Linked DNA regions of Homo sapiens: region 1 is linked to region 2. A link is a loop called in an ENCODE intact Hi-C map of the cell type or tissue named here. Cell type or tissue: HCT116. All regions are shown on one strand. Links, peaks and the distances in the headings refer to the core of each region. The heading gives the core; the rest is flanking DNA. Region 1 has its middle 26 kb from the start of DUT-AS1. Region 2 overlaps COPS2 (COP9 signalosome subunit 2).

The links. A loop is a pair of places that touch in the nucleus more often than their neighbours do. Peaks named below come from ENCODE experiments on the same cell type or tissue, not always from the same donor. Only the 100,000 strongest peaks of a DNase experiment are listed, where the experiment ranks them.
Region 1: it touches region 2 in a loop (6-fold over the local background); 5 of 110 quality-filtered maps call a loop at or near these places.

What each region holds. Positions count from the first base shown.
Region 1 is chr15:48,353,600-48,362,517 of GRCh38, reverse strand. No RefSeq gene overlaps it. Among named protein-coding and RNA genes, the nearest start is that of DUT-AS1, 26 kb to the right of the region's middle. In HCT116, for the core only: a CTCF peak has its summit at 4,216 (motif pointing left); a DNase peak (open chromatin) is centred at 4,177.
Region 2 is chr15:49,143,165-49,148,164 of GRCh38, reverse strand. It overlaps COPS2 (COP9 signalosome subunit 2), which reads left to right. Exons shown (of 13, transcript NM_004236.4): 2 at 3,087-3,200; 3 at 3,861-3,938. Among named protein-coding and RNA genes, the nearest start is that of COPS2, 9.9 kb to the left of the region's middle. In HCT116, for the core only: a CTCF peak has its summit at 1,976 (motif pointing right); a DNase peak (open chromatin) is centred at 1,954.

The sequences.
Region 1 (8,918 bases), core at 1,745-6,744, 790 kb after region 2:
TCTCTACTAAAAATACAAAAATTAGCCAGGCATGGTGGAGGGTGCCTGTAATCCCAGCTACTTGGGAGGCTGAGGCAGGAGAATCACTTGAACCCAGGAGGCAGAAGTTGTAGTGAGCCCAGATTGCACCACGGCACTCCAGCCTGGGTGACAAGAGCAAAACTCCATCTCAAAAAAAAAAAAATAAATAAAATAAAATTTTCAAATGTTTAAAAAGCAGCTGCTGGAGATTGTGCTTTACCAAAGTGAGGAACAAACCCAAACTGGAAAAGCATGGGATACAGGCAATAGGAAATTGCGTGGAGGACACAGATGAAAGGGATTCCTATGAAGACTGAGCTCCAGGATGGCAGTTGCAGAGTAGTCAGGAGTGACAGGAGCTAGAGACAAAGGAATTAAAGTGGGGAAGCATCTAGAAGAAAAAAAATGAAAAGAAAAAGAAACTGATAGATTATCTTAGAGTCCAACTCTATTCAAGGGAGTATCACAATTCTACCAAAGAATTTAGGGAGAAATTCCTAATAAGCATAAAAAACTAAGCAACAACAAAAAATAAGCTATTACTAATGAAAAAAAGAAACCCACAAAAGGTTACATAAACATGTTACCATAGTACACTATATGACTCAGCTTTAAATTTAGCCAGAATATTGTTAGACGATTATGTTGGGAGGATGAGAGGAAGGACAAAGTGGGGGCATGGGAGGAATGCAGCCAGAGGGGTATGGTAAGAAAGCTAAATTCTCATCAGCCCCAGAAGAAAACCAGTAGAAAGTGACTACACTTGAAACGAAATGAAATAACTGCACTTGCATATTATTTAGGAACATGAAAGTAAATCACAAACAGTTGAAAGTGTTTAGACTCAGAGTGGAGAGGGGTAGAGAGAGGACTGATATTTTTATTGTTGTATTGACTTCTACATTACATACATAAAGTATTTCAGCACTATGCTGAAGCAATTTTTAAAATTTCAGAAGACCAGGTGCGGTGGCTCACGCCTGTAATCCCAGCACTTTGGGAGGCCAAGGCAGGCAGATCACAAGGTCAGGAGATCGAGACCATCCTGGCTAATACAGTGAAACTCCGTCTCTACTAAAAGTACAAAAAAATTTGCCAGGCATGGTGGCAGGCGCCTGTAGTCCCAGCTACTCAGGAGGCTGAGGCAGGAGAATCGCTTGAACCCGGGAGGCTGAGCTTGCAGTGAGCAGAGATCACACCACTGCACTCTAGCCTGGGCAAAAGAGTGAGACTGTCTCAAAAAAAAAAAAAATTTTTCAGAAAACTCTAAGAAATAAAAAATAAAGTGACTCATTTGAAAACACATTTTGATTCCAATTGGTTTTTTGCTGTTGTTGTTTTTGTTTTGCTTTTTTTTTTCTTTTTTTTTTTTTTAAGATGGAATCTCTCCCTGTCCCATAGGCTGGAGTACAGTGGTGTGATCTCAGCCCACTGCAACCTCCCGCCTCCTGGGCTCAAATGATTCTCCTGAGTCAGCCTCCCAAGTAGGTGGGACTACAGGCACATGCTCCAGTTGATTTTTTTAAAAACACATACATAGCACATAGTAAGTTGCATAGAGAGGAATTTGTGGCAGGTTATAAAATCACACTGTAATCCTCTTAGAGATCCAAAAAGCTGGGACATTAAACTCGGTCAGCCACCAGTGCTTACTTCAAAGGAAACAGAGTCATGAGATACAAGTGTAAGTTCTATCAGCTTTCAGCTCCATCACAGCTAATGGCATGATAATATTGTACCAGTTTAGAACTTTTAGGTGTAATCACTTTTTGTTATTATTTCAAATCACAACTGCACAACTTAAATGTGCTTTTAAAAAATTAGGTTCTATTAAAGAAAAAATGATTCCTTTATTTAAACAAGGCAATCTGTACCTACAAGGGGCTACACCTACAACTTCTAGAGGCCTATGAAAACCACCAGTGGAAACCACATGTGGAAAAAAATAGGTGCTGGGCTAGTTAAAATGCTAATACAATTTCAAGTATTACTGTATTTTTTTTCTAAAAAGGAAGACAACACAATAGTGTTTTGAAAACTATAGTATAGGAAAGTATATGTGTTATATGTGTGTGGTATAAATGAAATAAATCTTGATAATACAATTTAAGTCTCCTTGGATTTGGCTCTGAAAAAGAAATACTTAATGACAATGAATAATTAAAGGAAGTTTGAATGACAGGTCTAAGAAAAAATATTTTTTTTTGAGACAGGATCTCATTCTGTCACCCAAGTTGGAGTGCAATGGTGTGATCTCGGTGCACTGCAGCCTCGAACTCCTAGGCTCAATTGATCCTCCCACCTCAACCTCCTGAATGGCTGGGACTATAGGCTACAGGCATGCACCATCATGCCCAGCTAATTTTTGGTAGAGATGGGTTTTCACCATGTTGCTCAGGCTGAAAATCTTAAATTAAGCTTATAGTTCTGTGTTTCAGACATTTTGAGAAAAAATATTCCATACTAGAATGATGAATGTATCTTTTTAGTCCTCAGCTTTTTCTTTGTTACTGCCTATACATCACAGGCTCTTTATTAGAACTATATTTCTAGCCAATGATAAAAAACAAAAAACTACTAGTTGGTGGTACTTTTATCAAATTCCATTTGCTGCAGATATTTAGATTTTTGTTAGCCAAGACTTTCAGAACTACTGCTATGTGATTATAAGAATTTATTCATGACACCTTCAAATCAACACAATCTATTTTCTTCAGATTCTAATTAGTTATCAATATTTCAAAATTAATATTTAGCAGTTGTCAATCTTTAAATGCAAGAGATGTTTACCATGATTTTATTCTCATAATGTCCACATTATTGAAAAATAAACCAAAAGATAAGAGAAAAATGCTAGCAAATGGCTAGCTACCTTAAAAAAAGGAGGTGCATTTGATTGAGACTTTTGATTTTGATGGTTCTTATCTTATAGAATCCATTTCAGAACTAAATAGACCTAGGTATATAAGGATGAGGCAACAAAGATATTTCTTCCATTCTGTGACTTGGAATAGCCATACTCCACTCACATACAATGTGTTTTGGTTTGAAAATATGTTTTCAAAAATATGAATTACTAGACAGAACATGATAAAAGCTCTGTGTCTTCATATAGCTAGGCCAGTTTGAGAAATTATGTAAGTTTAGTAGCAGCAAAATGTTCACCAAGTATTCATTGGTTTAATATTTTTAGTAGCTTATTAAAAAAAGCTATTTCTATTTGTTTATTTGTGATGTTTGGGAAATAAACATGCTGATAATTCTTTCGTAAGATACTTTTTAAGATTGAGACCCCATGAGGTACCGAAAAAAGCATTCACTTCTCTCACACTTGAGGTCACAAATTTTTGCAAGTCAAAAATGTTGGCCATGCCAAAAACATCATGCTGCACACTACCAAATAAAAGAACACTGTTATTCTTACAAGGAAAGGTTTGACAAGACAGGAAATAGGCAGGGTCAGAGAGGTTTACTTAATACGGAGACTCATTTAACCATCATGAAGCCAAAATACAATGACAGTTAAAAAAAATAAACAAATAGCTGTTACACAAAACAAAACCCCAGGATACATGGTCTCTACTGGAACTGATTATTAGAGTTTTAGCAAATACAGGAAGTGGATAACCCCAGAGAACCCTCACAACATTTCTAGACGTCTTCTCCATTTACTTTTGTCACATGCGCTTTACTGAGATAATGAAGATTAAAACAGTTTTGATTTGTGGGTAGAAATTTGAACAAAGAAGGATTGATCTTAAAATGCTGCAAGTAACCTCATTAAAGGGCAATCATTTTAAAAGTCACATTCTCCTAAAAATGGGGAAGGAGGAGGAAGAAAAAAATGAAAGATAGGAAAAATCTAGCTGTTCATTACAATTTTCCATTTTTGTTTAAACACAGCAGGAGGGCAAAGCTGCTGGCTTCTCTGGTCCTTACAAATGCCAGGAGAGATTATACAAACCCTGCAACCACCCAAATCTTATTTAAAGTTAAAATCATTGTTCTCATCTAATGACTTTTGCCTGCTTTCACTCAAATATTGCAGCATTTTGTTTTCTGCCAGCTTGGACCCATTGAGAATTGTAGACTTATAATTGCAGATAAACTATGAAAAAACAAAAACAAAACAAAAAAACTACCTTTTACAAAAAAGCAAACATCAAGTGACATCTAGTGGTTGCTAGATACTATTTCCTAAGGCCTCTAGATAGCAGTATTTTCAACAACATATTGTCTTAATGTTGGTTATAATTTTTGTTTCCCACATACAGCCTCGGTCTTTTTTTAAGACAGAAACGCATCTGATAAAGATAGTAAAGTTGCCATTTTCTTTTCTCAAAGAAAAATTCTTTTTCTATTAGAATATAAATAAGGAAATAGCTATAACTCATGCTATCTGCATGCAAAAAAAGTTCGCAGTCTATCCCATATTAAACTTATTTGGGCAATTATCAACTGTCTAGATGCATCTTAAGAGAAGATGACATTTCAAATCCCAAATTCCTCTGTTTATCTATCATCTTTTGTTTTGTTTTGCTTTTTGAGACGGAGTTTTGCTCTTGTTGCCCAGGCTGGAGTGCAATAGCGCAATCTCAGCTTATTGCAACCTCCGCCTCCCTGGTTCAAGTGATTCTCCTGCCTCAGCTTCCCAAGTAGCTGGAATTACAGGCGCCCGCCACCATGCCTGGCTAATTTTTTTGTATTTTTAGCAGAGATGTGGTTTCACCATGTTAGCCAGGCTGGTCTTGAACTCTTGATCTCAGGTGATCCACCTGCCTCGGCCTCCCAAAGTGCTGGGATTATAGGCGTGAGCCACTGCGCCTGGCCTATCTATAATCTTAAAGGCATTATTAACTTGATAAAATTAAATTTAGTTCAATTGTTGTCCATATTTTTCTTTCCCCCACCTTGAGAACGCTACAGGGTAATTTTGCAAGAATCTAGGTCCACTTTTTACAATTTTTGCTAGTTACACCACAAGTTGTTAAAGAATAGTAACTTAAACAAGGCTACGTAGACATCAGCTGCAAACCTAATTGGGATTGGAATTGCTTAACAACGCTCCTTCAGTGATTTCATGTTTCTGAAAGGCGCCGTAGAAAATAAATGCCTTGCATTGATGTCTTGAAACTGCATTTGTGAAAGAGACAGAAAAGGAAATTATTGACTGAGAAATTGAAAGATGGTGTTTAAATTTAGTATTTTCTTTCCTTGCAAGGAAAGGAAACTTGGAAAATGCAACTGTAACCCAAAGGCCAGCTGTCTGGCTGTCCCCAAGTCTTCCAGTCTTCCAGAGTCACTCTTCATTTTAATAACAGCACACACACACACACACACACACACACACACACAGACACACACACTACTATATAAAACTCCCATCTGACTTCTATGGAAGAACTAGCATCCCTTCACCTCCAATCTTTTCAAGGATTCTCAGGAGCTCTGCTTATTCTTAATCTCGGCTGCGCATCAGGCTTCTCACTACTTTTTCTTCACCCATTTTGGCCCAGATGCAAACTCTTTTGCTTTTAGTCCCCCTCTAAAGTCCCACTGACACTAAAGGAGTGGATTTGACTGAAGTTTGGGTAATAAGAGGGGAGCTACCGTACAGATAGCTCGGAAAACAGATTAAAATGTAATCTGTGAAGTGATACAATGTCTGGGATTTGTTTCAAAATAATTCACTGGGGGTTGGGAGTGGGCAAGTAGGTAGGGATACGGAAGAAACAAAATCAGCTATGAGAGGATCATTGTTAAAGCTGAGTGATGATTACACGGGGTTCATTATACTTCTCATTCTGCTTTTGTATATGCTAGAAATTTCCATAATATAAATTTAGAAGAAGTGTCTTGGCACTCCTTGATGCAGGAAATTTCTCACTGGTCCTTTCTCTGATTAGCCTCCTACCATATTTTGGCGTTCCTGCCCCCTGCTAACCACCCCTGCCACCAACTCCTGAGTCCCTCACATCTCTCTGCCTCTCCTTCTCAGCCTGCCCAAACAAGCCCTTGAGCTCTGAGATCCTACTCTAACATTTGAGTAGCCCATCAGAATGGCTTGCTGACTCCCTAAAAATAAAGAGACCAGTTTTCACCCTAAGAGTAAATTCTGCCCCTAGGTTTACAATACCTCATTCAGGTAAAAGGAACACAACTAGAATAGCACCTGGTGTATATAGCACTTAAAAAATGTTAGCTCTCTTCCTTTTATTATTTGTATTCTAATTTAAGTTATGAAAATCAATTCTAAAATTTGGACACAGATAATTATATTAGAACAAAGCAGTTTAAAAGATGATACTCTGGCTGGGCGCGGTGGCTCACGCCTGTAATCCCAGCACTTGGGAGGCCGAGGCGGGTGGATCACTTGAGGCCAGGGATTTGAGACCAGTCTCGCCAACATGGTGAAACCCCGCCTCTACTAAAAATACAAAAATTAGCCAGGCATGGTGGCGGACACCTGTAATCTCAACTACTCAGGAGGCTGAGGCAGGAGAATCTCTTGAACCCAGGAAGCAGAAGTTGCAGTGAACCGAAATCGTGCCACTGCACTCCAGCCTGGGCAACAGAGCAAGACTCTGTCTCAAAAAAAAAAAAAAAAGGTGATACTCTATGCCTACGAAGTAAAATGTGGCAGGCAGATGATTATTTTGCCTTCTAAACAAGAGATGTTCAATATAGACACAAATAAAACTATCTTTAAGTAATAATATTAATACGTATTTTCTCTCCCAACCACACTACAGTAGCCAAAAGGCTAAGCAGTTCTCACAGCCCCTGCTCATCAGAGGTGACCTAGAAGGCTGAGGAATCTGAACTCCCAGATGAGCTGTACTGGGGGAGAGGGCGGTGCAGGGGGTGGAACCTAGCGTGAGTACCCAGCCTCTCTTCTACCTTCGTCAGCATCAACTGGCAACAGCTCCTTTCACTTCACTTTGTCTACTTTGGCCTAGAAAACACAGGCTTTGCTTAGTGCAGCTCTGAAGTCAGCTGAGGTTAATGTTCAAACCCCACAGAAGGTGTGCGTCTGAAGAAAGGAAGTGAAGTTTCGTAAGGGAAAGGATTTTTTGTTTCAAAATATGTGTGGGGAAATAATAAGAGAATTCATCTGGATAATTATGTTAACAATACAAGGTAGAAACTGCATGTTGTCCATATTTCACATTCCCAGGAGGGAGAACAGAGATTCAGAGATTTGGGGTGCGATAAAGTAGCCGTGGCTTTTGCAGCCTCATGCCAAACACATCTGAGCAAGGGACACAGAAAAGTGGATGTGTTACCGCTGGCCTGTGCCATTGTCCCCAAACACACATGAGACAATGTCAGCACTTACTTCTAGCTCTAAATTGAAAAAACACTTCCTCTCTTTCTGCGAGCACCATTTTCCCTCCCACTCACCCCTGGAGTCTGACACAGTTTCCATTCCAAGGAGACCGGGTAATGATTCCAAGGAGAAAGGGTAACATACTTCAGCAAAAGAGCTGGCGGACAGTGTGAGACGGGCGCAGGGATCAGTTTAGGCTGAAATGAATTAGGAAACATTTTTAACTTGCCCTTTGAAGTTTTTATTGCCTTATCATCAAACGACTTCTCTTCTTGGGCTGTATATTGATTTTTCTGACTATGAAAAAGTGTTTCATCTCTTCTATGATAATCAAACAGTCTCAGTCAACAGCACCTTCTTTTTTCTAAACCATATTATTTCACTATTACACAATTATCCTACACTCCTCATCTGACAGGAACCTCATACAGCATTAGTCTTTTTCTAATATTATTTTCCCTAACATCCTCATTCCAAACATTTCCATTTCAAACATGTAGCTGCAGGGCATTATATCATTATTTGCCTTTGCTCTCATCGAAGTATATTTTATGAGAGCTTCCTGTCATTTATCCTGATCTATGCTACTATTTGTCAAAGCATCACCTCTGCTTCTCTGTCTGCTTCTCTAAGATGCCAGAAAAAAAAAAAATTTCTTCTCAACTAAAAGTTAAGCCATTATAAATCCCACAGGGATTTTAAAATGGGCACACTTGGGATTTTATTTTATTCTAAGTAGAATGTTCTTTCTGATACTCAAAGTGAATGACCTTGTAGAAAAGTATTTTGTCGTATTTCCTCTCTAGCCCATGGCACATTAGAAAATAGTCACAAAGAGTTACTATCCTATGTATTGAACAATGTGTGATTCGAAGGCCAAACTCATATTTGGTTCAGACCTCAGTAGAAATTTGGGCTAATGCCTTTCATGGATGGGGAAAGGGTTTTAGACCCAGGCCAGGAACCCTGGAGTTTAGTCCTACAACTGCTATGGCTGGTTGGTGTCCTGACACCAAATACTTCTTAGTTTCCCTTTGTCTCAGGTAGTTCATTTGTAAAGATTCACTCACAATTGCAGTTCTGCAGTTTTTCAGTGTCATTCCTACCCATCTTTCTTTCTTTCTTTCTTTTTTGAGACGGAGTCTCACTCTGTCGCCAGGGTGGAGTGCAGTGGCGTGATCTTGGCTCACTGCAAGCTCCGACTCCCTGGTTCAAGCGATTCTCCTGCCTCAGCCTCCTAAGTAGCTGGGATTACAGGCATGCGCCACCACGCTCAGCTAATTTTTATATTTTTAGTAGAGACGGGGTTTCGCCATGTTGGCCAGGATGGTCTCGATCTCCTGACCTTGTGATCCACCCGCCTCTGCCTCCCAAAGTGCTGGGATTACAGGCGTGAGTCACTGCACCTGGCTTCCATCTTTCTTTCTTTTCTTTTCTTTTTTTTCTTTTTTTTTTTTTTTTTTGAGACAGAGTCTCACTTTGTTGCCCAGGCTGGAGTGCAGTGGCATGATTATGCCGCATTGTAAAACAGCCTCGTTGCCTGGGGTAATTACCAAAGGTCTGCATC
Region 2 (5,000 bases), core at 1-5,000:
AGTAGAAGCACCTAAACAATAGAATTGTTCTTCCAAAGACTTCAAAACATGAGTTTGAAAAATTATGCCTGTGTAATAACTGAAGAATAATTTGCAGTAGTGCACAGCTTGTGATAATTGATTCAGTGGGGTGCAAATGATGGGTTAGTGATGTCATGATGGCTGGTTCAAGCCTACGAACATGGCGTTGCAGATCATAACAAGGAACTGTCTATTTGTAGTCAATCAGTAGAACATCAGTTGTGCCGATTCTCATGTATTTATATATTTTAGCAATAACATTTGTTTAAGAGTTGAATTGCAGTTATGCAAAAACATTATACATGCCATTTCTTAATCCGTATGATATGAAAAACCAAAAGAATGTAGTCACAAAACGAAGAGGGCTGAATCAAATCTTTTCTCAGTCATTGTGATTTTTTTTTTTTTTTTTTTTTTTGGAGTTGTAACATCTAAAGTTTAGAAATCTCTATCTGAAATCTATCAGGTCCCAGAAGTTACAGGTAACTACTCTTATTATAAGTATTCCGTGACTGAATGACAAGACACTGTGTGACATATGACAGGAAATGTCAAGGATCCTGTTTTTAACAATGTTATAATTGGTTCAGTAATTTCCAGATAATTGAAGTTAATCTCTTCCCTTTCTAAAATACTGTTTCTCATTTGCTGGGAAGCTCCAAAATACTAGTCCTACTGTTGTCATGTATACCTTTCAGCTTCTACTTTCCTCTTCTCGAAACCTGACCTAATTGTTTTTTCTAATTTGTTTTGAGCCAAGAAACCAAAAATAAATGGACTCTGAATTTTTACTTTGTGATCAATGTAAATCAGAAATACTTTTCATTTTACTTCCAGGTTCAAGGCTGCATTCTGAAGGTTTGGGTTGCAAAAAAAAGTAATTTTCTGGTTCAGCAAGCTATTCCTCTATCTTATTCAACACTGTTAAGTGAAGTTTTTATTTTAGTTATTGTATGATAAATCATATATGGTAAATCTGTTTATATTTGTTCCAACTTAATAAAACAATTAGAAAAGAGCTGATTTCCGAAGGCATAGAGTAGGTTTTATAGCTGTGATTCTTTACTCCAAGTCTTCCCTAAAGAATACCCTTAGGCTGAGATCTGAAATGATAAGCAGTAGTTAACTAGATGAAGAGAGGTAGAGGTAGAGGTGGAAAGAGAGAGAAATAGCACATAAAAGTGGGAGAATTTGGCACTTGTTGAGTTAAGGCCAGGATGGCTGCAGCAAAGTGAATGAGGGAGAACTAGATAGGAGATAAGGTTGGACACAGGAGTCAAGTTTTGCTGATTTTGCTCTCGATTTTAAGAGGAATAGGAACCATTTTTGAGGAGAGGAATAAGATAATTTACATTTTGTGAAAATTATTTCACCTGCTTAACCATGAGGATATTAGAACTTAAAAAGGAGAATGAGAAGGCTGCTAAAGTTTGTGGAGAGATGAAAGTAGTTGGGTAGGGTAGGGTGGTAGCAGGCAGGGGGTTCGGGAGTGGATAGATTTGAGATTTATTTTGAAGGTAGAGTCAATAAGGATTTTTATGTTCCAACAAATAGTTACCTTTCATTGTTTATGCTGTTACTACGTGTACTATTCTCTTTATCCTCTCCTGTTTTGTCTAGTGGGCAAACTTCCATTTATCTTTCAAAACCCAGGTTTGAAGCCATCACTGTCACAGCATCATTCTGTGTATGGTTGGCTTATTCATTCTTTACTAATTTCTCTTTTTTTTTAGCTTGATCAGTTTCTTTGTAGTCAAGCCTAGATTACAAGGGTTAAGAAGTAAATGAATAATTATGAAACTTATTTACTACCTAGTTTCATCTTGTCCCTAAAAGAAGTGTTCCAAGTGATTTTCATATGTTAAACAGAATGGAATTCCAGGTCTTAAATCTGTAAGACTGACAGACTCAGGTCTTCACACGAGGAAGGAATTATCCTCCAGAGGGCGCACATTACAAAGCCACTCTTGATTATTGAAAAATTCATCTTGTGTTAATGTATTTTTGAGCTTTCAAGTAACTTATTATACACAGCATACCTTTCTTCACTCCTATGCTTTTATGAGACTGTAACAGAATTTTTCATAAATATCTCATAAAGAAATTTGTTACCTGTATTTGGATTTAGAAATAACTATAAAACTATTCTTGTCTTTTTGTGTTTGTTTCCAGGTACTATTCTTAATTTGATATAAACTTGCCCTTTGTAATGACTTAAAGCTGAGAAGGAAATAATCTATATCTTATGACTCATAAGATAATAATTTCCATTATACCAATCCATGTGTATTTTGTAATCCTCATTATTAGGTTGAATGTCCTGGAACTGTGTAACACTCTTGTTTATACTGCTCCACAAAATAGTTGTTTTATTCCAGTTTTCCCTTCTGCCTTGTTTTTTTTCCACTAAGAATTGAACTCATGTAATAGAAAGTCTCATAAAATTATATAAATCCATTTTGTTTTATTTATTTTGATTTGTTATAAAGCTGATTAAGTTAACATTAGTATAAACAGCTGTTGTATAGTGCACATAAGGAAAGTATTCTTATTAACATAATTATATTTAGTGCTAGATGACTTTGCCATGTGTAGATTACCATCCTAGCTGGTTTTAAACCGTGTTACAATAATGAAATTTAGACTTGGGGAATAGAAAAATTAGATTACAGAACCAAAGATTAATAATTAGAACACATCTACGTTAGGTTTCCCTCAGATTTCATGACTAACGAAAGCTTAGCAACTACAGAATTGGGGTCATTAACCAATATTAGGTTGCATTCTTCTTTTATGTTGATTCTATAGAAATTTTAGCTTTCATCTGAAAGAAAGTAATGATTATATTCTGCTATACACTTGATTTTGACTCCTCCTTCCTCCTCTCTTCAACCCCTGGTTTTATATAACAGTTGAATATCAGTGGCATTTTACGTATGTATTCAAGGTTGTTTTGTTTTGTAAAAATATGTGGTTTTTCTGTCTTAACAGCATTCACTTTTTACGTTGCTACGTGTGGGTTTCTTTTCTTTTTTTCTTTTAATATTTCTTTCTTTCCAACACAGGAATACTCTGAAGATAGTAACTCCGAGCCAAATGTGGATTTGGAAAATCAGTACTATAATTCCAAAGCATTAAAAGAAGATGACCCAAAAGCGGCATTAAGCAGTTTCCAAAAGGTTTATATTCTTTTCCATTTGATTCTATGTGTTAATTTTTTTAATGATATGCTAGAACAAATAAGTCCCAGGTGATTTTATCTCAGAAATGTGTTTTGAATACTTAATTATCCTATCAGTTAGCATTAGGCAGCACAAGCAAGTGTTTCAAAACGGTTATCCTGATGTTTTTTCCAATCAAGCTGTCTATGGAGCAGGGCCATTGTCCTGAAAAACTAGGATGGTTCTGGCAGAAGAACCACCAACATGATGGTCAGTAGGTATTATCACTGCAATCTTGTTTCTTTTAGGGGTAAATCATACAGTTGTGGTTTCATTATTATGAATAGCTTGATTTCTTGACTTACTGATACACTTACGGATTATTTTTACCATAGGTTGGTTATTCAGGGGAAAAAATATTTCAGAAACTATATAATAATCAAGAAGTGGCTCTTTATTTTGCTGATGAAGGAACTTTAAGCTTGCTTATCCTTATGTAGGCATCTTACAACTTGTTTTTTTTAAAGACTGAAAAATGACATTGAGAAATGGTGGTATCCTTGGGGAAATGTTTTTTATGCATATAGTATAAAATTAATTCAATACTTACACATTGGGCATCATTAGAAAATAATGTGTTAATATTAAGATAAACTAAAAATTTCTTCCTCTTTTTAGGTTTTGGAACTTGAAGGTGAAAAAGGAGAATGGGGATTTAAAGCACTGAAACAAATGATTAAGATTAACTTCAAGTTGGTAAGATTTGTTTTGAGGGGAATTAAACTAATAAATTTTGTAGGTAAAAACCTCATCACGACAAAGTACTATTATATCTTCTTTTCTAAAGTACTTCTTTGGATGTGTTTTTATATTTAGTCTGCTCTGCAGTTGGGACTATAGTAATACTAAGTAAAAAAAACAAATTCTTCATAGGATACAGAAGTTTTCTATTTAAGAAAACTTACTCTTTTAGATGCATTTACAGTATTTGCCTTTTTTTTTTTTCCCCCGCTCTGTCACCCAGGCTGGAGTGCAATGGTGCAATCTTGGTTCACTGCAACCTCTGCCTCCTGGGTTCAAGTGATTCTCCTGCCTCAGCCTCCTGAGTAGCTGGAACTACAGGCACATGCCACCATGCCCAGCTAATTTTTTGTGTTTTTAGAAGAGACGGGCTTTCACCATGTTAGCCAGGATGGTCTCGATCTCCTGACCTCGTGATCTGCCTGCCTTGGCCTCCCAAAGTGCTAGGATTACAGGCGTGAGCCACCGCACCCTGCCAGGGCTGCATTATTAATAGATTGACTTTTCCACAAAGGATTAGTGTTTACTTTGGAGTTTTAAAATTCTCCTGTTTATTATAAAGAGTTTCTCTTCCATTGACTAGGGCCAAAACGTTAGCATTATGCTTAACTCTTCTCATTGTCTATTACCCCACAAATAATCCATTGGCAAATCCACATGGCTTTACATCCAGTATGACTGTGCTTACCATTTCTACCTCTGCTACTCTGGTCCAAGGCACCATGATTTCTTACCTGGATTATTGAGATAGCCTCTTAACTGGTCTCCTTACTTTCATCCTTACCCTGCTACAGTTTTCCACAAGTAGCAGAGTGATCCTTTTAAAATGTAAGTCAGATTATGCCATTCTTTTGCTCCATATCTTCTAGTGGTCCCCATCTCCCTTAGTAAAATCCAAAATTCTTACCATGACCTACAGATCCCTATGTAAGCTCATCCTTTGCTGCTGTTTTTATTTGCTCCATCACTGGCCTTCTTGCTGTTCCTCAAGTCATCCCAAGCACAATCCTGTGTAAA